Regions from separate parts of the Homo sapiens genome. Here region 2 is linked to region 1. A link is an interaction called in ENCODE POLR2A ChIA-PET data of the cell type or tissue named here. Cell type or tissue: K562. All regions are shown on one strand. Links, peaks and the distances in the headings refer to the core of each region. The heading gives the core; the rest is flanking DNA. Region 1 has its middle 9.8 kb from the start of TOP3B. Region 2 has its middle 66 kb from the start of TOP3B.

Region 1 (2,923 bases), core at 324-2,823:
AGAGGAATGAAGAAAGCGCCAGATAGTTCCCATGGAAGTTTATTTTATGTTCCTTGCAAACAACATGTGGCCTCAGCTGTGATTCCAGCTGCCCTCTCTGACTTCTGTTCCCTGAGCCTGGCTCCTGTTCTTCATTCAAACTGCACCAGCTGCATAAGCAAAGACAGTGGAGGGGCTCCACTGCATGTCAGCCTGCTGCATGGCTTGCAGCTGCTTCTGTATCTCGGCCTGCAACTGGCACAGCTTGTCCTCGTTCACAGGACCCCGGCAGACGCCATGCAGGTAGATGCAGCAGTCAACTGGGATGGGATAGAGTACCTGCTTCAGCTCCATCAGCCCCATGGTGTGCTCCAGCAGGCTCAGGAGGCAGGCACTGGAGATGGGGTTGTCGGAGAGGCTCAGGGAACTGAGGTGGGAGCAGCGGCACAGGGCGGGCAGGAGGGCACTGAGGTGGGCATCCTTCAGCCAGCAGTGTTTCAGGTCTAGGTGCTGCAGTGTCCCTGAGACTGCCCTCAGCAGGGTACCCAAGGGCCCAGGGATCATGTAGGACAAGTCGTTGACGCTCAGATCCAGCTTCTTCAGGCAGGTGGTATGATGGCTCCGGGACAAGTAGGTGATGTCAGTGTCCAGAAGCTTGCAGTTGCAGATCTCCAGGGAATGTAGTGGGACCCACAGACAGCTGAGGAGAGAAGGGTGGCTCTGTGAGGGGAGGGCCCAGGCACCCCACCCGGAACACCTATTTGTCCATGGAGGAGGCTAGTCCTATGGCCACCCCCTCATCAGGGAAGCCATTTACCAGCAGGGTCAGGAGCATGTCCTTTGGTGTCCCAAGGCCTGGCTCTCTCTCAACAGACCTACCAGGTCCTCCACGAACCCTTCTAACTCTAAGTTTCTCTTCGGTGAAAGGGAGATGCACATTATCCATACCTAATAAGACTGCTGAGAGGAGCCATTTGAAAGCGCTTATCTGATGAGAAGTAACCATAGGCTGAGGCCATTATTCCTCAGGTTTGGGTTTGGGGAAGCTGCTGCTCAGGCTTCCATTTAAGCCAGGGCTGGGGGTCCTGAATGCCCTATCTTGAAATTTCTAGGAGACGTGCACAGAGTGGATACTGATTGTCCTTCAGGGCTCTGTACCCACCTGTCTGGGGCAGTATGAGCTCAGAAGAAGAGGCATAACCTGTGCTGTGTCAGGATCTTTTCTTGGGGACCAGCATAACATTCAGCAGTGCCTGAAAATGTTTGTTGAGTAAATAAACATATTATTAGGAAAGGCGCAATGGCTCACACCTGTAATCCCAGCACTTTGGGAAGCCGCAGTGGGTGGATCACCTGAGGTCTGGAGTTCAAGACCAGTCTGGCCAACGTGGTGAAACCCCATCTCTACTAAAAATGGAAAAATTAGCCAGGCATGGTGGCCCATGCCTGTAATCCTAGCTACTTGGGAGGCTGAGGCAGGAGAATCACTTGAACCTGGGAGGCAGAGATTCCAGTAAGCCGAGATCATGCCACTGCACTCCAGCCTGGGTGACAGATACTCTGTCTCAAAAACAAAAAATTAAAAAATTAAATGAAATTCATGGAAGACCACTGTTTTGGACTAAGCTCCTGCACTAGACCTCAAAAGACCAGAGCAAACCAGAATGCAGTCACTCGTGCTAAGTGCCAGGTAATCAAACTGAACTTCGAAACTGGTCAGTTTTCCAAAAAACAGGAGATTCACACCAACCAATCAGAAGGGGCCCAGGATGATAAGGAAGTGCCCTCTGTTTTAACCCCATAAGGAAAGTAACCGTCAACTGACCAATCTGCTTTTTGTTTTGGCTTTTTTCATCACTTTTATGCTTATAAAGCCAGTCTCTTCTGCTCAGCTCATCAGAGCTCTTATTCTATTTTATAGAATGGGAGGCTGCCCCAATTTGTGAATCACAAACCTAAGCCAATTAGAAGGCCAGGCATGGTGGCTCATGCCTTTAATCTTAGTGCTTTGGGAGGCTGAGGTGGGAGGATGGCTTGAAGCCAGGAGCTCAAGACCAGCCTGGGCAGCAAAGCAAGACCTTGTCTCTCCAAAAAAGTTTTTAAAAAATTCGCAAGGTGTAGTGGTGCGCATCTGTAGTCTTAGCCGCTTAGGAGGCTGAGGCGGGAGGGTAGCTTGAGCACAGGAGTTTGAGACTGCAGTGAGATGTAATCGTGCCACTGCACTCTAGCCTGGGTGACAAAATGATGCCCTGTCTCTAAAGAGTAAAAAAAAGCCAATTAGATCTTTAAACTAAATTTGTTGTAATTTTTTTTTGAGACGGGGTCTCACTCTGTTGCCCATGCTGGAGTGCAGTGGCACAATCATGGCTCACTACAGCCTCAAACTCCTGGGCTCAAGCAATCCTCCTGCCTCGGCCTCCTGAGTAGCTGGGACTAAAGATGCACTATGCCCAGCTAATTTTTCTTTTTGTTTTTGTTTTGTTTTTGAGATGGAGTCTTGCTCTGTTGCCCAAGCTGGAGTGCAGTGGTGCAATCTTGGCTCACTATAACCTCCACCTTCTGGGTTCAAGAGATTCTCCTGCCTTAGCCTCCCGAGCAGCTAGGATTACAGACACATGCCACCATGTCCGGCTAATTTTTGTATTTTTAATAGAGATGGGGTTTCGCCATGTTGGCCAGGCTGGTCTCAAACTCTTAACCTCAAGTGATCCGCCTGCCTCTGCCTCCCAAAGTGCTGGGATTACAGGCATGAGCCACCGTGCTTGGCCTTAATTTTTGTATATTTATTTGTAGAAATGGGGTCTCACTTTGTTGCCCAGGCTGGTTTCCAACTTGGCCTCAAGTGAGCTTCCCACTTCAGCCTCCCAAAGTGGATTTTATTTTTTATAGCAACATGCATCTTTCCCCATCAAATATGTTTCCAAAGCAGATCCCAGCCATCAGC
Region 2 (2,923 bases), core at 123-2,622, 56 kb after region 1:
AGCCACACCAGCTTCATTTCACCTGCCTCCTGGACTCATGCTCTCCATCCATGGCTCTCATGCTGGAGAGTTCAGACACAGGGCATCTCCACCATGGCATAAAGTTCTACTGCAGAGCACAGTCTGTGACAATCTATTTAACACTTCCTTAGGCCAGTTTCTTCATTACCTGTAATGGGGATATAGTAACACTCAAGTTCTCTTCACAGTCTGGAACACTATTCTCTGTGGGAGTATTACCTCGGCCCCTTCTTCCTACAGAACGGAGGAGTGATAATGTAACTAGTATTGGCCAATAAGATGAACAGAAATGAGAGGTGTAATTTCTGAGCAGTAGATGTAAGATTAGCCTGTGCTTTGTCAAGTTCTATCATCTCTGACGTAACACCCACAGTGTTCTCACAGAATTCTCTCAACCATCCTGCATCCTGGGATGAAGGTGAAGTGAACTGAAGCCCCAAGCATTTCAATCAGAGATGGGAATGGTGGAGGAGTGAGAAATATACATTCGTTGTGAGTCACCAAGATTTCTGTCAATTTCTCACTGCATCCAAGCCTAGCCAGTACTGAGTGCTATGGAAATTATAAGTGAATGTGGGGAGCCACAATGACAAAATTAACATCTATCTATAAATATATATAATATATATTAATTACATTATATCATATACTAATATTAATATATAATAAATATATAATATATAACACTTACATATTATATAAGTATATAATATATAACACTTACATATTATATAAGTATATAATATACAATAATTAATCTATATTACATATAATATATTAATATAAATATATATACATAATTTGATTTGATGCAATACTGTGAACATTTAGTAGACTACGGAGATTGCATGATGTTTCATTTTATTCATTGGCAAATATTTAATTAAGCTGTCACCATAATAAACATTAAAACACACAGAATTGACAAAATAATTCTCCTGAGCTGTGGATATACAAGTTAGACAACTGATTAGAAGCATAGGTTCACTCCTGTGCCATTTGTGGAATTTTTACAACTTATTTACTTTAAGTGATGATTTTAAGCATAATTGGTTTTTGTTCTTGCTTTTTATTTATTCAAGCAGAAGAAAGACACAAGAATGATAACCCACATACATACAGAGTAGTAGAATGGCAAGAGCTAATTATTCTCAAACACAAATTCTTAAAGATAAATGTAAAATATTTGAATTAAACATTTTGCTATCCAAAAAAAGGTATGCCGTTTTTTTCCTGAGTACTCCAGGGCAGGAAAGTATATTCATCAATCCCCCTGGTGTCCGCTTTCTTAACACATTGTTCATATTGGTATATATTTTTTTCTTATTACTTAACTTACTCATCCTATATATTGTGTTTCCTAAATATATTTCAAATTCATTCTCAGCCTTGTGATTTCCCTCGCCCTCATTATGTCCCATGTCCTGCTGGGGCTCCCCCATACCACCCCTCTCCTCATCTGTAATGCCCCCTCCCAGTTCCTGCCCTCCTGGGAACTGCTGTGCTCTTTTCTGCCCTGAGCCTTGTTACCTCCTTCTTGTACTACCTATTTGTCTCAGTGAGCTCCTCTTCCATTCTTCAAAGGCTCCAGAGCCCTAGAGAAGAGCATCATCTCAAAAAATTTCCCAAGAAGCTGCAAGTAATGAGAGTGTCTAAGACCACTCTTTCTGCTTTATGGCAATTTTATATTTAACGTGGTATTGAGTCTTGCTGAATTTTCAGTCTGAAGTCATAATGTGCTCAAATATACAAATTCCAGAGACACAGAGCAGAATGGTGGCTGCCAGGAGCTGAGGGGAGGAGGAAATGGGGAGTTGCTGGTCAACAGGTGTAAAGTTTTAGTTATGCAAGAATATGTTATAAAGATGTGCTGTGCAACACTTATCTAAATATTAATTATTAATCAAACAAAAAATTCAAAATTATTAACACACATTTCCCCCTGGGTTTACTGGACAGATGATTTTATATTTGTCTCTGCTAAGTAGACTAAGGTGTAAGGATTTGGCACGAAAGTTGTAAACCACAAACCCAGCCAAAAACAAAATATTCTTTATACAGTTTTTCAATAAATAAAATTAATTTAATATTGCTAGTTTAATAAAATAGCTGTGTCTTCTAAGTTATAGATAAATTTTGCATATTTTTCACTTTAAGGATCTTACTTAGGTAAACAACTGCATATACCAACTACTAATATTACTAAGAAAAAATGATTTAGAGAAATAAAAATAATTTTCTTGTGTCTCAGTTTTCACATATAATCTAAATAAATTTTTAAGTAACTAAATTAGATGAATATAAATGAAGTAAACACTTCTATCTAAACTTTTTGTATAATTTAAAATCTTAAAAAATAAATTAAATAATAGGTACTCTTAAAAAAGTGTAGGTCATTTAAAATTAAAAATATATATTTTGGATATAGTTATAAAAATATTAAAATAGTTCTCATGTATAAAAGATGAATTTATGAGAGACAATTCAAAGTTTCTTACATCCTAGGTTTTGAGTAAAAATTATTGTTAAAATAATTAAAAATTCTAATTAATATATAATTCAATATATAAAATAAGACAAAAATAAAAATACTAAATATATGTTTTTAAGTTAAAAAAGCAAAGTCATAAAATATATGCTTTATTAAAATAATTTTGCCAAGTTAAGATGTTATATAATGGTTACTTATAAAGCAATATAAAATAAATTAGAGAGATATAAAATATTATAAATATAGATATCTTTTTGTAAAAAACATTAGAACATAATTTTATATTGAACAATCTTATATAATTTTTGTCCTAAAATAAGATGATTTACTATTTTAAGAAGACAAATCAAAATGTCCCAACAAGTCTTAGTCTATGTAAATTATAATAAAATACATTTGGGAATTATGTCC

Evidence for each region. ChIA-PET counts read pairs that join two places held together with the same protein. Peaks named below come from ENCODE experiments on the same cell type or tissue, not always from the same donor. Only the 100,000 strongest peaks of a DNase experiment are listed, where the experiment ranks them.
Region 2: POLR2A ChIA-PET joins it to region 1 with 5 read pairs; 3 of 35 experiments call an interaction of 5 or more read pairs at or near these places.

The regions. Positions count from the first base shown.
Region 1 is chr22:21,991,076-21,993,998 of GRCh38, forward strand. It overlaps the pseudogene PRAMENP. Among named protein-coding and RNA genes, the nearest start is that of TOP3B, 9.8 kb to the left of the region's middle. In K562, for the core only: no CTCF peak of the experiment used is centred there; DNase peaks (open chromatin) are centred at 736, 903 and 1,756.
Region 2 is chr22:22,047,653-22,050,575 of GRCh38, forward strand. It overlaps IGL. Among named protein-coding and RNA genes, the nearest start is that of TOP3B, 66 kb to the left of the region's middle. In K562, for the core only: a CTCF peak has its summit at 1,318; no DNase peak of the experiment used is centred there.